Linked DNA regions of Homo sapiens: region 1 is linked to region 2. The links are chromatin loops, found by intact Hi-C in ENCODE. Cell type or tissue: heart left ventricle. All regions are shown on one strand. Links, peaks and the distances in the headings refer to the core of each region. The heading gives the core; the rest is flanking DNA.

Region 1 (10,216 bases), core at 997-8,996, 48 kb before region 2:
AGGACGGCTGGTTTCAGCAGTTTTGAGAGCTCTGCCCACATGGCAGTTGTTAAGGACCTGATGGAAAAACACAAGCATCTTTAAGGAAAGGTGTCTAAGACACAGAGACCTTTAAGGAAGAGTGGCTTCTTTCTTGCTTATCCCCTCAACACCACCAAACGATGGTGCAGCACGCCCACCCGCTGTCCCCACTTCACTCACGGTGACATTAGAACCTGACTAATCTCTGAGAAGCCTTGGGGGAGTGCGAGGAGGACAGGATGAGAAGACTGAAGACCAGAGAGGTGAAGTGACTCACTTGAGGTCACACAGCTGGGAGTGGCTGCCAATTCCAGCGGGGTGCTCTCACTGCTCCTGGGATAGGAGGGGCCTGGCTTGGGTGAAGGCGGGGAATGAGATGTCAGACAGCACAGAATGTTTATCAAATGCCATTGTGAGGCTCACAGCCCTGTGGGGCAGGAGGATAGGCAGATATGTAGGGATTAGGATGCAAGGCTTCTCGGAGGAAGTAGCAGCAATCTACAAAGGATAAGAAAGTGTCTGCGGGTGCAGTGGCTCACCCCTGTGATCCCAGGACTTTGGGAGGCCAAGGTGGGAGGATTGCTTGAGTTCAGGAGTTTGAGACCAGCCTGGGTAACACAGAGAGAACCCATCTCTACAAAAGAAAAAATTAGCTAGGCATAGTGACAGGTGCCTCTAGTCCCAGCTACTCAGGAGGCTGAGGTGGGATGATTGCTTGAGCCCAGGAGGTCGAGGCTGCAGTGAGCTATGATGGCACCATCACACTCTAGCCTGAGCAACAGAGCAAGACCCTGTCTCAAAAAAAAAAAGAAGAAGAAGAAGAAGAAGAAGAAGAAGAAGAAGAAGAAGAAGAAGAAGAAGAAGAAGAAGGTGTTGCCAGACCAAGATTTCAGAGAAGGGCATTCCAGGTACAGGGTATGGCTCAGGCAAAAGTTGGGAGAAGTGGAACAGCCTGGGGCATGAGGGGAATTGTAAGCAGCTCAGGCTTCGGCAATCAGGTTTGTTGAGAGGTGACGTCGAGAGGGTGGCAGGGGCCTGACTGTGCTGGTGTGAGCCAGGCTAAGGAGCTTGGATTTCATTCTAAGGGCAAAGCTGGGAAGTGGGGTTGGGGGGAGTTGATGGATTTGGGTTTTGGGTTTTTGTTTGTCTGTTTCCTTTGTCTGGGGGAGAAGGGAGAGGATTCCAATCCATGAGCACAGTTGTAATTGTATTTTCTCACACAAAGTATCTTCATTATTTTTTCTCCCCAAAAAAGTAATACATTTTATAAAACATTCAAACATTAAAGAAATGCTAAAAAGAAAAAAAAAAGAAACGCTTCCCACTCCCTATCACCAGTAATTGCAGCCCCAAAGGTAGCCACTTGGTGTATACATCCTATGAGATCTTAGACTCATTCACTCGAAAATATTAACTCACATTTAATAGATAATACATCTCAAGGTTCAAAATTCAAAAAGTCCAAACAGGAATTTAGTAGCAATTCTTCACCCCATCCAGTCCCCCAGCCACCTAGTCTGTATCCCCAAGGCAACCAATGTAATTTTCTCATGCATCTTCCAGAGCTATTCTGTACATGTACAAGAAAATAAGGTACATGTATTTATTTTTTTTACATGAATGGTAGCTATAAACACACTATACACACGGCTTGCCTTTTTCACTTAACAATACATTTTGAAGATTATTCCATATGAGTACATAAAGGGCTTCCTCTTTCTCTTATTTAATGGGTGTTATGGATACACTAAAATTTATTTCACCAGTCCCCTGCCGATGGACACTTATGCTGTTTCCAATCTTTTGCTACAACAAACAATGCTACAGTGAATAACCTCACACATACATCATTTTGTGCTTGTGTGAGTATATCTGCAGGATAATTTTCAGGAAGTGGAGAAGCTTGGTCAAAGAGCACATGCATTCGGAATCTCGATAGATAATGCCGAAATGTACCAGACGACACTCCCGTGAGCCACGTGTGAGAGTATCCATTTCCCCTCCTCCTCACCTACAGTGCAGGTTCACTGATGACTACTAAGCAAGGAAATGACATGCTCTGGTTTTAATTTTAACAAGATCCCTTGGGCTGCTGCTACAGAGCTTGGCTCAGAGGCAGGAATTAGAGGCAGGGAGGCCCTGGAGCCCAGGATGCCCAGCATAGAGTCCCAAATGGCAAAAACCAAAAGCCTGCGCCCTTTCTTGACAGTCACTCAGACTCCTTAACCTACCTGTCTAGCTAGGAGGCCAGGGATGATGAAGAATTCATAGTGAGGATTGATTGAGATGCCGAGAAGAGAGAATAGGGGGTGGCAGTGAGATCCTGCCAAGGACAAACCTTGGGGGCCAACACGAATCTGCAGGACTAGGTTGGGGGAGGAGGCAGAGTTTCTTTCCATGTAGTAGGATTTATTCATCTAGGCAAGGGGTACCATCAACAGAAACAGGAGGAGTGTAAATTAAGAAAGCTACTAGAGCAGAGGAATGAGTGAATGTGCCCTGGAATCTGATGCAGAGCTAAAAAATTCAGCTTTAACCATATTGGCTTTAAGATGAGCGAAAACAGGGAAAGAAACACCTAGAACTTCTAGCAGGCCATGTGAAATACAGGTGTGGAGCTCCAAGAATGGTTGGGTCTCTTAAAGCTTCAGTTTCCCCATGTGCACAGGGGAGAGAATCATACCCATCTCACTTGATGGTCGTGAGGATTCAATGGGACAGTTCACTCATTCATTCAACCACTATTTATTGAGTGCCTATTATGTGCCTGGCTCTGTGCTAGGCACTAGGAATGCTTCAGTAGGCAAATCTAAGGCTCTGCATTCATGGCACTTTTATTGAAGTAGAGAATATAGAAGATGAGCATGTACACATATAACATAACGTCAAGCAGTGACGAGTGTGAGGACGAAACCTAATGCAGAGGAAGGACTTAGATTAAGACTTCACAGCCAGGCATGGTGACTCATGCCTGTAATCCCAACACTTTGGGAGGCCGAAGCGGGTGGATCACTTGAGGCCAGGAGTTTGACACCAGCCTGGCCAACATGGTGAAACCCGATCTCTACTAAAATACAAAAATTAGCCGGGAGTGGTGGCACATGCCTGTAATCCCAGCTACTCGGGAGGTTGAGGCAGGAGAATTGCCTGAACCCAGGAGGCAGAGGTTGCAGTGAGCCAAGATCGCACCACTGCACTCCAGCCTGAGTGACAGAGCAAGACTCCATCTCAAAAAGAAAAGAAAGAAAGAAGGAAGGAAGGAAGGAAGGAAGGAAGGAAGGAAGAAAGGAAGAAAGGAAGAAGAAAGAAAGAAAAAGAAAGAGAGGAAAGAAAGAAAGAAAGAAAAAGAAAGAGGAAAGAGAAAGAAAGAAAGAGAAAGAAAGAAAAAGAAAGAAAGAAAGAAAGAAAGAAAGAAAGAAAGAAAGAAAGAAAGAAGGAAAGAAAAAGAAAGAGAAAGAAAGAAAGAAAGAAAAAAGAAAGAAAGAAAAAGAAAGAAATCACAACAGGCCTTTCTGGGGAAGTGACCTTGGGGCAGAGACCAAGTGCAGTGAAGGTATGAGCCATGCAGATTTCTGGGGACCAACACTGCAGGCCAAGGGAACAGGAAGTATGTAAAGTGCTCAGCCTGAGCCCCAGCACAAAAGGATAGTGATGGTGATGAGGAAGCCTTCATGCATTCAGCCTGAGGAGGTGGGGACCCTAGGGTTGATAAGCCTTGGGGAGATGGGGAGAAGAAAGAACATAGAAATAAGAGAAGGGCCAAGACTGAGTCTTGGGAGGTGGCAGGGCTGGGCAGATGAAGGATCAGAGAGTGGGGAGGACATGAGAGTGGGAAGGACAGCCAGTTTCTAAGAAACAGCATCCCCCGCAGCAGAGGGCCCAGAAGATGGTGACAACTGGGAGGCCACCGGGCCTGGGGGAGCAGAACAGTTCCCAAGAGGTCAGAAAGTGAGGACCAGGCAAGGCAGTTGAAGGAGTTCAAATGGGGTCCCTGCTCCAGAGCCCCTCAACTCTTCAATCTGAAAGGGTCCTTTCTGGCACGTCCCAGGAAGAACCAGGTTTTGCCTCCCCTTGCCCACAGCCCCATGGCAAGAGCTGCCCTGGTGCCATTCCCAGCCCCAGCTCTAGTTCCCCAGCCAGGAATATTCTGCTGATGCGGGTCTATATTTAGCAGCTGCTGCGAGGTACAGTCTGTTCTTGCTGTGCAGATAGCAGGGAGCAGAGCCGGAACGGGGCCTGGGAGGAAGGTGTGAGGGAAGGGAGGAGGCGGGGCGCCGCGAGGCCCCAATGCCAGAGGAGGAATTAACTTGTGTGTTTTAAAGGCCAGGCCTGCCAGCAGGCCCCCCACAGGGGCGACAGGGATGGCATTTGTGTGCTAATGAGGCATCACACGGGCTCCAGGGCCCCTTTTGCAGCATTTGGAGGGGACAGCAGGGGAGGCCAGGACAACAGCTGGAACTGGGGACGATGGGTGAAGACAAGGCTGCGGGAGCTGAGGCCAGGTTATAATTACCAGCCCCCGCCCACCACCACCCCAGCAGGAATAGAAATGTTCTCCGAGATTTCAAGATCTCTGCTGAAAATTGTCAACTGAGCCAGAGTCATCCATTTTACAGGGAGGGAATGAAACTAACATTTGTTGAGCACCTTCTAAGTGCCAGATCCTGGGGTCAGGATAATGAAGTAGACCTGGTTTCTGCCCTCACGGAGCTTCTGCTCCAGCAGAGAAGCAAATGGATAGCTACACCCAGGCTGTGAGAGGGGCAGTGGAGGGGCACTGGGAGTCAGCCAGTCAAAACGTCATTTGAGCACTTGCTGTGTGCCAGGCCCTATAGACACGGGATGAACAAGACCAGCATGGATTTCTGCCTCTGTGAAACTTGTTTATGGAGGTACTCAATCCAGAACTTGAGGAAAGAGATCAGCAAGGCATCTCCAAAATGTGAGGCCTGCTGCTGGAAGCTTCCTCTCATTCAGTCCTCTCAACAGCCCTACCAGGTGGGTGTCTCCATTTCACATAAGAGGAAACAGAGGCTCAGAGAGGCCCAGGAACTTGCCCATGGTCAGCTAGCATGTAAATGGTGGAAAGAAGACTTGAGCCCATATCTGTCTGGCCCCAGAGTCCTCCTGCAGCCTATCTGAGTCTGTGCAGCCCCAGCACCTGTAGTAGGCCCTCGGCAAGACTGTAATGAATGAATGAGTGAACGGATGAAGTCAAAGAGCCAGAAGCTTTCAAGAACAACTTCATGGACTGTTTTGGAATATTTGTACCCCTAGATCTCTCAGAGGGCAATAGTCTCCACCGTGCTTCTCCCAACATCAGGAGGAAGACAGTGGAGTGGAACATAGTAGATAGGAAAATATGTTATCAATTCCTCCCCGCCCTGCACACGGCTGCTTACTAATGTGACTTTGCCACTGTTCTGGGCAAGAGGTGGAGTCTGTTTCCCTACCCCTTGAACCTGGGTTCGCCTGGGACTACTTTGGCCAATAGAATGTGGCAGAAGTGATGTTATGCAAATTCTGACATTAGGCCTTAAGAGACCTTGCAGCTTTCACGTTTACTGTCCTGGAACACAGTCCTGAGACTGCTATGTAAGGAAGCCAGCCTACTGGAGGATGAAAGAACCAATGTGTCCCCGCCGACAGCCAAGACCAACTGCCAGACATGTAAATGAGCCATCTTGGACCTTCCAGTCAGCTGCTCCTCCGGTTTAGGCTCAGATGCGTGAGTAAGCCCAGACAAAATCAGCAGAGGAATGGCCCAGCCAACTGGATTTCTCTATCAGTCATCTAGAGCTATGTAAAAAAAAAAAAAAAAGAAAAAAAAAAACCCAAAACCTGGTAGCTTAAAGCAACAATAATTTATTATTTGTCACAATTTGGTGTGTCAGCTTGGCAGTTATTTTGCTGGGGTCACTCATGCAGCAACAGTCAGCTGTCGGGTCGCTGGGAGTGACTTCACTGGGACAGCTGGCAGGACTAGGCCTCCCTCTCCATGTGGCCTTTTATCCTGGGCTTCTTCACAGTACAATGGTCTCAGGATTCCAAGAGGACAGGCCGCAGCATACAGGGGCTTATCAAACCTCTGCTTTTGTCACACTTGCTGATGTCCTATTGGCCAAAGCACACTTGCTGATGTCCCATTGGCCAGAGTCAGTGTGGGAGGGAATGACCCAAGGGCGTGGATACCGGAAGGTGTGGTTCACTGGGCACTGTCACCATAGCAACCTACCCTGTTCCCTGGATCCCGAGAACAAGGCCCAGGGGGCCCAACTCACACACACCCAGAGATGGCACCTGAATCCTACACACCACAAGGCTTCAGGACCAGTTTCCAAGTGAGAAGAGTGTCGTGTCCCCAGTTCCTCAGGAGCTGGAAGTGACAGGGACAGCAAAGAAGGCAGCCACGTGGAGCCTCTCTCACTCACAGAGGTGGAGCCAGGCCCCTGCTCCAGCCCCCACTCAGAGCTGGGACACTGAGCCTTTGGTGCCCAAGCCCATAGATACACAGTGACTCCACATCCTACCACGAATCCTGTACATTCACTGAGGTCCTGGATGGCAAGTGACCAGCACAAAGCTTAGCACACAGCAAGTGCTCGGCTAAAGTCACTCCCTCTCCACCTTTCCACCTGGGATCCCCTGCTCCCTGGCCTGGTGGCTGCTGCACTGTAAGCCTACCTGCCCTCCCCTCCCCACCCCCCACCATCTTTCTTCACCCTTCCTGCGTCTCCCTCTCTGTTTTCTGTATGTCTGTTCCCGCTCTCTCAGTTGTTCTTTGCCCATTTTTCTTCCCTCCTTTCTTTCTCTTCCTCTTTGTTTCTCTCTAGGTCTCTGTTTCTCTCTTACTGTCTCTTTCTGGGTATCTCTGGCTTTCTCTCTGGTTTATCTACCTCCCCCCGCAATCTTCCCTTCTCTGTTTTTCTGTCCCTTTCAGTCTCCCTCTCTGTCTGTTCCCCTCCCTTCCCCTCCCCTACCTTCCTTTCTTCCCTTCCTCTCTGTCTCTTTCCTCCTGTCTCTCACTAGGTTTCTCCCTGTCTCTCTTTCCCTGGGACTCCTTTTCTTCTTTCTCTCCTCTTCCCTGTCCATCACCTTCGCTCTCTTCCTCCCCTCTGTCTGCCTTCCATTCTCTCTTTCCAACCCCCCAGGGTGGAGAATATGACACACCCCACCTTCCCTGTACAGCCCCTGCTGTCCAGGGCTGCAAAGCCTCAGCGTCCTGGCTATGCACTTTCTACACGTGTGACCTTCAACAAGGTACTTAGCCTTTCCGTGCCTCTGTCTCCTCATCTATAAAACAGGTATAATCACAGGACCTTCCACATATGAATATTGAGAGGATTAAATGAGGCAATTCACCTAAGGTGATTAGAATAATGCCGGACACAGAGCAAATGCACATAAACATTAGTTGTTTTTATTACATGTAATTCTCATGAGATGAAATCCTATACGAGTGGTTCTCAACCAATCTTGCCCCAGGGTCCATTTGACAATGTCTGGAGACAGTTTTGGAACTAAGGCGACGGTTAGTGCTGCTGGCATTTAGTGCCGGGAGGCCAAGGATGCTACTAAATATCCTACAACATACAGGTCACACACACACACACTACAGAGAATTATCCTGCCCAAAATGACTGACTACAGTGCCAAGTTTGAGAAATCCTGTCATTTAAGTCAGTATGGTGGTTGTCCCATTTTACAGATAAGGAAACTGAGGTTCAAAGAGGTGAAGGGATTAGCTCAAAATCACATGACCAAAGAAATGGCAGATCTGGAATCTATCCCAAGGCAATCCACTGCCAAGACTCCCCTGTTCCTGGGAAGACCAGTGGTGGTAGAGAAGGGGTCAGGAGGGGGCCTACTGAGGCGTTGAGAAGGCCACTGATAGATGGTTTGTGTGACCCTTGATTAGGCAGAACACCCATTCCATATCTGCATGTGATCCCACGAAAGCAGGACCACCCCTTAGGTGCCCCACCTCTGGCTACCTACCACAGGTACACACAGAAATACACACACAAACACCACACATACACACACGCCCTACAGCCTCTCCTTCCATTCTGTTGCCTGTATGGGAGTCTGGGGACTGTTGGGGGACATCAGGTGTCAGAGCTTGGGTTTTATGGGGCGCAGCATGGGGCTGCTGGTGCATGACTCCACCTGGCGCACAGGCCCCGGGCACCACCTGTCACCACCTGGTGCTCGGCAGGTTGGAGTGGGTGGTGGGAGAGGCTCTGAATGCCTCATCGACTCCCCCGCCCTACCCTTGTCTCTTCTACTGGCAGGGAGACAAGAAGCCCAGTCTTCCCCACAGCAGAATTAATCTTGCGGTCACCCCCACGCCTGCTGCCCTCCCTGCTTCCAATAACAGCTTGGAGGACTGTCTGCTCCGTGATTAGCTGGTGCCTGGATAGAGGATCTAGGGCCTGGAGAGGGTTGGGGTGCACCTCTAAGGCTGGGGGATAATTTGGTTGTGGGAGGGGGTGTGAATAAGAATGTGAGGTGGTAGCTATGAGTGTGCATGTGTGTAAGGGACTTTGTATGTGTTCTTATGTCCATACACCACAAATGTGTGAACTACGTTGCATGTGTGTATACAGGTGAGTGTGACAGCATAGTGAGTGTACATGAGTGTGGACGTGAGTCCAGTTCACACCAGCCAAGCTGCTGCTCCATGCCTGGCTCTGGGCTGTGTGTTACTGACACAGGCCTGGTTCATGCATAGAATGTCAAGTGGGAAAACTGAGGCCCCAAAAGTGGGACTGGTTGCCCAGGGGAGTCACACAGTTGCTTTTGTGTTGTGTCTGTGTGTGAGAAAATGCAGGTGCAATGTGTGTGAGCAAGTGTGTTTGAAAGTGTATGTATTTGAGACCAAGTGCAGTGGCTCACACCTGTAATCTCAGCACTTTGGGAGGCTGAGGCAGGTGGATCACTTGAGGCTAGGAGTTTGAGACCTGCTTGGCCAACACGGCAAAACCCTGTCTCTACTAAAAATGCAAAGATTAGCCAGGCATAGTGGTGCATGCCTGTAGTCCCAGCTACTCAGGAGGCTGAGGCAGGAGAGTTGCTTGAACCCGGGAGGAGGTTGCAGTGAGCTGAGATCGCGCCACTGCACTCCAGCCTGGGCAACAAAGTGAGATTCTGTTTCAAAAAAAAAAGAAAGAAAAGAAAAAAGAAAAAGAAAAAAAGTGTATGTATTTCAGTGTGTGTATGTGTTACAGTGTGTATGAGAGTGTGTGTGTATATGTTAGTGTGTCTGTGTGTGTTTGTGTGGGAGGATGTGTATTTGAGAGTATGTGTGAATGTGTGTGGATCATTGAGTGTGTATTTGAGAGTGTATCTGTTTGTGTGTTTGTGTGTATGTGAGTATGAGTTATTTGTGAGAGTGCATCTGTATGGCCAGGTGTGAGTGTGTGTGTTTCTGTATGGATGTGTGAGTGTATCTGAGCCCATGTGCATTTCTGCATGGGCAGGTATGTGTGTGGGTGATCTGTATAGGCCTGTATGTAATTCTGTGTGAGTCTGTGAGTGTATGAGTGGCAGCATGTGACTGGATCTGTAAGGTATATGAGTGTGTGTTTGTGAGTGTATCTATAGGAGTGTGTATGAGTTTGTGAATGTTTCTGTGTGTGTGAATGTATCTGTGTGTATCTGTGTGTGTGTGAATGTATCTGGGAATAAACCTGTGAATAAACCTGTGTGTGTTATTCTGTGTGAGCCTGTGTGAATGTATCTGTAGAAGTGTATGTGAGTATATGAGCATGTGTGTACATCTGTGTGATCATGTGTGTATGTGTGAGTATCTGCATCCATATGAGCAAGTATGTGAGTCTATCTGTGTGACCGTGTGTGTGAGCATGTGTGAGTATATCTGTGTGGGCATGTGTATCTGTATCTGTATGAGCGTGTGTGAGTGTGTGTGGTGTACACTGAGCCCTGTCCCACATGGTGGACACGTGGATGTCCTTGTGTGGCCCACTCTCCTCCTGAGCTTAATTTTCCCAGGAGTCACAGGGTCTGAATCCCGCCTGTACAGGGGTCTCCACATCAGTGGGCAGGTGGTGTGGGGTGCCCTGGCCTCACCCTCACTCACCCACAGGCGTAATCCGGACGGCTGTGCCTGACCTTGACCGCGAGAGCCAGGAGCGCTACGAGGTGGTGATCCAGGCCACAGACATGGCGGGTC
Region 2 (10,216 bases), core at 1,350-9,349:
TCTCAAATGTGTGTAAAAGGAGATAGGCTAATGGAATGAACCCTCATGTTCCCGGCACCTCGTGGGCAGCCTCCAACTCACAGCCAGTCGTGCTGCATCTGGACCTGCAGTCCACTTCTGAGATGTGCCAAAGGCCACAAGTCAGACCTTCGTAGGGCTCCTTTTCCTGCATAGCATCCATGATGAGAAAGGCCAGATCTGGGACACTGAATTGGGGTCGTCTGGGGAAGGAGCTGGGTTAACTGGGGCCACGAAGCAGGGTAAGGAACCCAGGCTGCCAACAGATCTCCCAGATCTGGCTCTCAGATTAGAAACAGCAGACTGAAGACCGCGGGGAGAAGGAGGACTGAAGGCCCCCAGCAGGAATGCAGGGCCCCCTTTGGCAGAGTTGGCTGTGAAGGGAGGGGCAGCAGCCTTCGGAGCTCTGGGCACTTCGTACCCCTGCATGTGCAGAACTGAGAGAGGCCATCAAAATGACAGAGGGTCAGGTGGCCTGACTCCTACAGAACAGGTGTGAAGGAGGCAGAAAGGGCGGAGAAGGGGGTGCCACCTGTCACCTCAGCCTGTGCTCCAAGGCCAGCCACCATCCCCCTGCGTCCTGCCTGGCTTCCCCGGTGACAGGCTGAACCAGTGCCATGAGTTCCATTTGTGTTTGTTCACTGTCCTCTCTGGCCGCCTATGTGAAAAGGAAAGATGTGGAGAAGGCCTCAATGCTCCAGGGCCCCTCATCAGGCCCCTCACCACGCCCCCAGCCCTCTAGGCTCAGCCTCTTAGGCAGAGACTCCTTGTCAGGCTCCAGGACTCTCAACTGGCCTTGGGGTATGAAGGACAGAAAGATCCCACAGCCAAAGGCAGATGCCAGCCAGAGTTCCCAGTCCCTTCTGAGGACCCAGGACTTGTCAGGGCCCAACAAACCACAACCCAAGGACCCTATAGGATTCCTAGGGTCAGAATACGCTGGGAAGCTGGGGTGGAATCTAGAGCAAAAACAAGCTGTTGAGACAAATGGCAAAAAAAAAAAAAAAAAAAAAGACAACGCCAGGGACAGGACCTTGGCCTAGCTGGGGACGGAATCTGGGAATAGCTGGGGACCTTGGCACAGCTGAGGACAAAATCTTAGAATAGCTGAAAACAGAATCTTGGGATGGTTTGAGGACAGAATTGTGGGCTACATGGGGACAGGATTTTGGGCAGCTGAGGGTAGACTTTGGGGGACAGAATCTTTGGGCAGCATGGGGCAGAATTTGGAGGCATCTGGTAATAGAATTTTGGGAGATCAGAGAAGAGACCCATGAGTCCATTGGGAGGCTGTAGTTTGGGGCATAGGGAGGCAAATCTCACGATGCAATCAGGAGGTGGCTAGGACAAGGATGCTGACCCCCGGCCCCAAGTCACACCGCTCCCCCTTCTTCCGGAACAGACAACACCGCTGCAGTGCACACGCAGCACGTGGGCTTCAACCGGCAGGAGCAGGACGTGTTCTTCCTGCCCATCCTGGTGGTAGACAGTGGGCCGCCCACACTGAGCAGCACAGGCACGCTCACCATCCGCATCTGTGGCTGCGACAGCTCCGGCACCATCCAGTCCTGCAACACCACGGCCTTTGTCATGGCCGCCTCCCTCAGCCCCGGCGCCCTCATCGCCCTCTTGGTCTGCGTTCTCATCCTGGTTGGTGAGTCCATCGAGAGCCACCCAGCCCTGCCTGATTGGCCCCATCCTGGCGTCCTGGGTTTCCTTCCTAACCAGCCCCCATGGGGCCTCAGCTTCCCTCTCCACATGAGGATGGGCTGGCCAAACCATCTCCAAGCTCTAACAAGCAGCCCCCATGAGGAGTCTTCTAAGTGCAGAGCGGCCCCGCCACCAACTCCAGGGATGAGCTCACTGTGGCCCACCCCATTCACGTGTAGCCCAAACCTCACCCTAGCATATTTTTAAAAAATTTTCTCATGTGAATGGTCCTTTTTTAGTCTCTATGTAGGACTTTTAGTAAAAAGGGCTCTTGTGAACCTCACAAGCACATGGCCAGGCATATCATCCCATTTTTCAGATGAAAGCGCTGGGGGTCAGAGAGGTTAGGTGGCTGGTGTAAGGGTACTGGATAATCTTTGGATTTGATATTAGGTCTTCTCACCCTGTGTCCTCTGCTCCTCTAACTACACCACCTGCTATGAATCTAAACTGAGAGCAAAATCTCAAGTCATTGGTGGTGGGGGAGGGGGGCAAAATCTACACTGGTACCAGGCCACTAGCAGCCATTTGCACCCCAAAGTCTCCCCAATGAAGAGGTCAAGTTTCAGAAGCTAACCTGGATTTGAATGGCCATATGCCACCTGTTACAGCTGTAACCACCCAAGTAAAGAAGGGCACTGAGGCCAAAGCTAGAGGAGCTCAAGGGAGGTCCAAGTGCAGATTCCAGCCTTGCTCTGCTCCCTGGGAGATGTCAGCTGCCTCCCCCCGCCCTCACTGGCTGGCACTGGCACGGCCTCTGTCCACCCTCTGAGGACCTGCCTATGGCCAGGCTGTACCTCCTCAGGTCCCAGCAGAGGCCCTGGGCAGGCTCCTCATAGTTGGGAGGTCCCCCTTCTCCCCCCACCCTAGCCCATGGCTCAGAAACCCTTTTTCCAGAGGGTGCACTTTACAGCGGTTTCATTTTCCGAGGCAGTGCAAACAAAGTTCTGCCTAATTGCCCACAAACGAAGAAAGTGCACATCAGTGCTCTAAAGGTGACGGGTGGAATCGCTGATCAGGCCTGGCACATCTGTCGCCCGCCACCCGCAAACCTCACCATCTGCTCCCGCGGGCATCCCCCTCCAGAGCTCCCAGCCTCGGCTCCAGAAGCCATCCATCCATCTTTCCCACTTCTCTCCTGACACCTTCCTTCCCTGTGCCCTCCCTCCGGGCCTGTCCCCAGCTCTCGTGCTCTTCCCTGTCACAAGCCACCTTGTTAGGTGGTGAGCAGGTGCCCTGCCCCATGGCCCTCACAGCCAGCTCTGGCCACTGGAGCTGTTTGGAGGAGCAAGAAGAGTCCAGTGCCCAGCACAGTACCTCGTACATGTCTGTCCATCTGTCAGTCCATCCACCCATCATCATTTACCTATACATCCATCCAGTGAGTTCCTCCCATGTACTAGACACTGAGATTTAGCACTCAACAAAAGAGACTTAGAAGCCCTGAGTAATTGAAAAGTCGGGGTTCCTAACACTGAGGTGGGGGAGACTCGGGGTGGGGAAGGGGGAAAGATTAGTATTTCACCTTTGAACCTGTTAAGTTTGAGATTCGCTTGGTCAACAAGAGGGCGTGTTGAGTAGGAAATTGAATGTACAATCTAGATTTCAGGGGAGAGGTCCAGGCTGGAGGCTGAGATATGGGGATTGTCAGTTTCTAAATGGAACTTTTAAAGCTGTTGAGACCAAAGGAGAGCTCCAAGAGAGGGAGCATGGACACAGAACCGAGGTCTGAATCCTAGGACATCTGAGTTAAGAGAGGCGAGGAGAAACCTGCTTAGAAGATTGAGAATGAGTGATCAGTGAGGTGGGAGGAGGAGGAGAATGTGGAGTCCTGGAAATCAAGTGAAGAAAGCCAAGAGGGGACAAGCATTCATTCACTTACCCAAGTCTCCATCCAACTCTTCCTTTAGTCATTCATTCATTCAACAAGCATGCTTCAAGTGCTTACTGCATGCCAGGCACCAAGATAGAGGAACATTTCCCAGGTCCTAGCTTAGGGTGTGTGTTTTGGGGTGGAGACAGACCTGGTAACACAGCAGGGTCTGGTCTATGACAGAGCTGTGGCTTTCAAACTTGAGCTGCCTCTTCAGGTCTGCAGGTCTTGTTAAAACACAGATTCCCCTCCACTGCCACAAGATCCGTGCCAGGATCCAAGGGTCTGCATTTCTAACAAGCTCCCAGGAGGATGTTGCTGTTGCCCAGGGGCCGCACTTTGAGAACCAGTATGATAGAGGAAGGAGCCCCGTCCTGGGGAATCTTGCAGGGGAAGGCATGGAACCTGGCCTGCAGCTCTCAGGGAAGGGTTCCTGCAGGCCTTGACCTGAGAACCAAAGGATTGAGTAGGAGCTCAAGACTTCTGGTGTGGCAGAGGAGGGTGAGGGTGAAAGAGAGGTCAGGGTGAAGGACATCTTTCACTCCTCCAGCTCCTTCTGTTTCTCAGCTGCCTGCTACAGACCCCCAGCACCTAGAGTCCTCAGAGAGTGTATCTCTTCATAGGGCTGAGAAGGGAGACCTCAGGCCTCAACACCCAGGAAAACCTTTAACACTGCTCTCCCATTGGCCACCTCCACCCCAGAGTAATCTAGCCTCGATTTGCATACCTCCCGAGATGGGTAGCTCACTACCTCTCCAGACACTCAGCTCAGTTCTGATTGCAAGAATGGCTTTTTGAACAGAAATCCAGGAAATCTGTAGGAATGTTGAGGCTGGGCCCGCTCTGCTGGGTGGGAGGCGGGAGGAGATGGGGTAGAGGGTCCTTCTAATGCCCTGGGAGGGGCTTGGCCCTCAGTTGCCCCCTCTGTCCCCCTCGCAGTGCTGGTGCTGCTGATCCTCACCCTCAGGCGCCACCACAAGAGCCACCTGAGCTCGGACGAGGATGAAGACATGCGGGACAACGTCATCAAATACAACGACGAAGGCGGCGGCGAGCAGGACACCGAAGCCTACGACATGTCGGCGCTGCGGAGCCTCTACGACTTCGGCGAGCTCAAGGGCGGCGACGGGGGCGGCAGCGCGGGCGGGGGAGCGGGCGGGGGCTCGGGCGGGGGCGCGGGCAGCCCCCCGCAGGCCCACCTGCCCTCCGAGCGCCACTCGCTGCCGCAGGGGCCGCCGAGCCCCGAGCCAGACTTCTCAGTGTTCAGGGACTTCATCAGCCGCAAGGTGGCACTGGCGGACGGGGACCTGTCGGTGCCGCCCTACGACGCCTTCCAGACCTACGCCTTCGAGGGCGCGGACTCGCCGGCCGCCTCGCTCAGCTCCCTGCACAGCGGCTCGTCGGGCTCCGAGCAGGACTTCGCCTATCTCAGCAGCTGGGGTCCGCGCTTCCGGCCCCTGGCCGCGCTCTACGCCGGCCACCGCGGGGACGACGAGGCCCAGGCCTCCTAGCCCCTCGCCCTGCCGTCGGGGCGCGGCTGCTCACCCGCCCAGCACACGCCGGGGCCCCAGGACAACGCGTTTCCCCCGCGGACCCCCTTTCCTGCCCTCCCCCAACCCTCCCTTGGCGGCTGGACGGAGGGGGGACTTGCTAGGAGCGGACTCTTCCATTCCTCCTCCTCTAGGGGTGCAGCTTTGGAGCCCAGAGGTGCGGGATTCTGACCAACGGCATTAAAACTGAGGCGAGACCGGGCACGGTGTGGCTCTGGGGTTAGAATGGGAGATGGGGGTGGCGTTGCAGAGTCGGGAAGGGGCGGGTCACTCAATCCTGGCCTGGGGGAGAATGCTGGAGGGAGCACGCCGCTGAGATGCCCCCACCCCAGGTTTCCCCCATCAGAGTTAAGAGGAAAGAAGGCTGTTCACTTACTAAGCACCTACTGTGTGCTGGGACGCTGTACAGAGACCAGCTCAGTCGTCAGAGAAACCATGAGGTGGTGTCCTGCACGGAATAGAAGGGGAAAGGACCCCAGAGAAGTGGCTGTGACCCGTCCAAGGGCACCTGGCCAGTGAATGGCAGAGCCTCTGGCACTGACCAGCTGCCTGGCCTCGGGCAAGTCACTTCACTTCTCTGGTCCTCAGTTTCCTCATCTGTCAAATGGGGTTAATAACAGAACCTACCTCGAAGAGTTGTGAGGCTAAAAAGGGTTCATATGTGTCAAGTGGTTAGGACAGTGCCTGGCACATAGTAGGTGTTCAATAAATGCTAGCCTTTGTTACTATTCTTATCTTTGTGGTTCTTAGAAGCCCAGTGTGTCTGCCTCCAAGGTCTGAGCTCTCTCCCTTGCTCCAGATGCCCTTCCCCTTTTCCCTACATCTCCCAGGGGAGGGGAAAAGGTTGCAGTTGTCGGCTCCTGATCCTGCCCTGCATGGGGGATAAGGACACTCCCGGCAACTGCGGAGCCTTCAGGAGTCTCAGACCACACTGAAATACCAGCGGAGCCAAGCAAGAACAAGCTGGGTGACTCCAGGACTTGAGTGGATGCAAGGATTGGCAGGAGACAGAGGGGTCAGAAACCACTGGGCAAGATGGGGGGACCTTATCTGTCTGGCTTTGGAACCCATCAGTCTTCCCACTCATGGATCCCAAATTAAGAACCCCTGGACTAAGTCACCTGAAGAGTTTCCAGCTCTAAAACCATATGATTATAAGATACGGTTATTTGTCCTCCCACCTCCCCCCACGCCCAAGTGATTCATTCATTCCACATTGATCCAACATGAATTCCAGCTCCTGCTAGCTGGGCATCCTTCATCAAGGTCCTCCACTGCTGAAGCCTCAGTTGCCTTATCTGTAAAATGGGGATAATGATAGTCTCTTCCTTAAAGGATTATTAAAAGTCTTAAAGGAGATAGTGGATGTTAAGCTCTGAACTCAGTGCCTTCCTGACATGTGGAAAGTTCCCAATAAATGCTTATTAGCCTTATTTTTCTTACCCTCCCAGGGAGCTCTCATTCATTCCCTCCACATTTGCCAAGGTCCACTGTGATAGATCCAGAGATGGCTAGTATGTCCCAGTGCCTTACCTGCATTATTTTTTCTCATTTAGGTACTGTCAGCCCCAGTTCACAGATGAGGAAACTGAGGCTAAGAGAGTAGTAAACTGCCAAGGGTTACATAGATGATAGGTAATTCCTCCCTTCCGGTAGCCCAAGACGTAAGTTGGAGGAAGGAAGTGGATCAGGGAGCTGAAGCAGCCAAAAATAATGTGTTTGGTAAGAATTGTAGCAGAATTAACAGAATAAGATCCTGGAAGCACTAAAGAAAGACTGAGTAATCCTGGAGGGCTTCCCAGAGGAAGTAACTTCAACTGGGTCTCGAAGAATGAGTATGGGATGTGAGGTGGCCATGCGAGCAAGAGTATTCCAAGCAGAGAGAAGAGCATCTGCAAAGGCTGGGGGTGGGGAGAAGGTAAGAAGTGTGTGGCAGCTTCGGGAAGGGTTTTTGGCCCTGGGGGCTGGATCGCAGGGTGGAGGAGTGGTGGGAGGTGAGGCAGGGAAGGCTGGTTGGAGGTAGTTGTGAAAAGAACTTGAAGGCCAGGTTAAGGAGCTTGATAACTTGCTCAACTTGAATATGCCTTCTAAAGTCCATTGAGAGTGGCCAGTGGCAGGGATGTGGGGTTAGCATGGTAAGCCCAAGTGGAGGGATATTTGGGAACCCCCAAATCATCCTATGTGGGACCTTTAACCCATGGTTCCTATAGCTCATGCTACAAATGGGCATGGTAACTTGGAGACCCGTGGGGAGATGTGCAGCCACCTCTCTCAGCCCCGTGTGCCCAGCTCTCACATACAGAAGCCCAACAGCATTTCTGAGGTTGGTTGCCAGCTCCATTGTAGAAAGGGGAAACTGAAACTCAGGGGAATAAAGTGGCTGGTTCAAGGTCTCCCAGCTAGTATGGGACAGAGCAAAGGCGGCACAGGTTCCCCCGACTCCAAGCCTGTCCCTTCCACATGCACTGGTTGCCTTAGCAGATACTGACCCTGCCAAGAAGGAGGTCACAGGCAGATTATATGTCCAGAGGGACACACGGACATGAAGTCATAGGTCCCTTGAACATCCTGTCTAAACCTCACACATGGAGAATTACTTACCCAAGGTCACACAGAGTCAAAGATCTTGCCAGAAATAAAGAACATTATTTATCCAGATTTGCCTTCTGAGCCTTTGGCTCTACGATTTACCCACCATATGATTTCTCTTTTTTCTTTCTTTCTTTATTTTTCTTTCTCTCTTTCTTTCTCTCTCTTTCTCTTTCTTTTTCTTTCTCCTTCCTTCCTTTCTTTCCTTCTTTCTTTCTCTTTCTTTCTCTTTCTTTCTCTCCCTCCCTCTCTCTCTTCTTTCTTTCCTTCCTTCCTTCTTTCTTTCTTTCTTTCCTTTTCTTTCTTTCTTTCTTTTTCTTTCTTTCTTTCTCTCTTTCCAGGGTCTTGCTCTGTCGCCCAGCTGGAGTGCAATGGCACAATCATGGCTCACTGCAGCCTCAATATACCAGGCTCAACCAATCCTCTCACCTCAGCCCCCCAGGTAGTTGGGACTGCAGACATGCACCATCACACCTAGCTAATTTTTTGTAGAGATGGCGTCTTGCTATGCTGCCGAGGCTGGTCTCAAACTCCTGGGCTCAAGTGATCCTCCCGCTTTGGCCTCCCAAAGTGCTGGGATTACAAGCATGAGGCACCACGCCCGGCCATTGTGTGACTTCAGACAAGTTATTTACCCTCTGTGTGCCTCAGTTTTCTTATCCATAAAGTGCATATGCTCAGACCACCTACTTCATAGGGTTGCAATAAGGATAAAACGCAATAGCAACAGCTGACACTTACTGAGCATTTTACATAAATTAACGCATTTAATCCCACAACAACGCAATGAGGCAGCCCTCGTTTTACAGGTGAGAAAACTGAGGCACAAGGAGGTTAAGTAACTTGTGCAAGATCAAATGACAAATAACTGGAGATGCTGAGATTTAAACCCGGGTGCTCTGACCCCCAGAACCTACCCCGTCAGCAGTACATACAGTGTCCAGCACACAGGAAGCCCCAAACATATGCTTGGGTGTATCCAAAAGTCCCTGTCTGTGCTCTGGGAGAGCTCATTCCTCTACCCGCCACTGCATTCCACAGCCTGTAGAAGTCCTCAAGCGCCCCGTGATTTCTGCTAGTTCCAGAGTGGGGTGTGGAGGAAAAGGTAATGATCCCTCGATCCCCTTTGCTTCCAGCTCCTGCATCCACACTTGCTGTCTCCACTGGGTGCTGAGCCATCCCAGAGTGAAATCCAGTGAGTCCTGCCCTTTCACTGGGTTGCACAAGGTGTCTACTCATGCCAAGCATTTGTGAGTTTTTCTGATGACTTGGGGTCACAGAGCAGGGTTTTATGGGACGCACAGCCTTTGGTCATCTGTCTCATTGATTCCCACCAGGTTCCCCAAGAGTTCCACATGCTGTGTTAGGCAGAAAATACAACCATGCCAGCTCCAAGCTCCAAATGAGCAAACCCAGCTCTATCAAGGAGCTTAGAAAATAAAGAGCCTCCCATTTACTATTCCTGACCTTCTTACAAGGCATCTAGGAAGATGAAAAGAAAAATATTCCCCTTTTGTTGTCATCATCATCATCATTATCATGGGATAAAAGAGTATTCAGGGTCTTGAGCAAGAATTGATGTGCAATTGGCCAAGGATTTCAGAACCAGGGATATTAATAACAACGACGATGATAGTAGTGATGACGGTGACAGCACACTTATATAGCATTGCAGCATGCCAGGCCCTGTTCTCAGCACCATACATAATTAATACTAAGATAGGTAAATCTCATGGAGAATGGACGCTGTGTTTACTGTGTTTAGTGCTTTTACATAATTTGCCTTGTTTAATTTTAAGCAGGTGCTTTCATTAGGCCTGTTTTATGAGGATGAGATGAGGAACCCAGGGCTCACAGATGAACCATGCTTTGCCCAAGGGCATGAAGCCTTTAAAGGCCTGAAATGATTTCACACTCCCACACGCCACGGCTCTGCACAGGGCCTAGATGACTCTGATTGTGAGTGAAGTTTCTGGGAGAACAGAGAAGCATGTTGGTGAGAAGGGGAGGCACTTCAGGGGATGGCAGAGCTGGGAGCAAGATGGACAGAGGGGCCTAGCTGGCTAGCCACTGTCCAAGCCTGGGTCTGTGTCTCTGGTGTGTGTGTGTGTGTCCTCATGTGGCTGTGGACAAGCACCAGGGAGGTGGGAAGCCAGCATTGAGCAGCACAGGTCAAGAACTAAACTCCCACCTCCTGATTCAGGCAGCTCAGAGAGCTGGCTGCTGTCATACAGGGTGTCTAAGCGCCTGCATCCATCAGCCAGCCGTCATCACAGCCCACCCCCAGGTCACAAATCAGCAGCTCCACTCACCTCCTGCCAGCAAGCACTCCCAGGCCAGCTCTGTCACTGGTCGCTGAGCTTTTGGAAAATGCAACCCTGTCAGCCCTCACTCTGAGGCGAGACGGCTCACGTTCCAGCGTGTGCATGAGCATGCCAGCACATGATGCATGCACAGGTTGTACCCACAGACATGT

Evidence for each region. Hi-C counts contacts between places; a loop is a spot of excess contacts. Peaks named below come from ENCODE experiments on the same cell type or tissue, not always from the same donor. Only the 100,000 strongest peaks of a DNase experiment are listed, where the experiment ranks them.
Region 1: a loop joins it to region 2, with 6 times the contacts of the local background. A loop is called at or near these places in 2 of 110 quality-filtered maps.

Annotation. Positions count from the first base shown.
Region 1 is chr20:46,216,907-46,227,122 of GRCh38, reverse strand. It overlaps CDH22 (cadherin 22), which reads left to right. Exons shown (of 12, transcript NM_021248.3): 5 at 10,130-10,216. Among named protein-coding and RNA genes, the nearest start is that of CDH22, 86 kb to the left of the region's middle. RefSeq lists an enhancer at 9,666-10,201. In heart left ventricle, for the core only: no CTCF peak of the experiment used is centred there; a DNase peak (open chromatin) is centred at 4,242; H3K27ac peaks cover 1,711 bases.
Region 2 is chr20:46,169,402-46,179,617 of GRCh38, reverse strand. CDH22 (cadherin 22) reads left to right here. Exons shown (of 12, transcript NM_021248.3): 11 at 1,421-1,672; 12 at 4,541-5,879. The coding sequence ends at 5,112. Among named protein-coding and RNA genes, the nearest start is that of CD40, 56 kb to the right of the region's middle. RefSeq lists a silencer at 4,995-5,044. In heart left ventricle, for the core only: a CTCF peak has its summit at 4,888 (motif pointing right); a DNase peak (open chromatin) is centred at 4,917; H3K27me3 peaks cover 6,156 bases.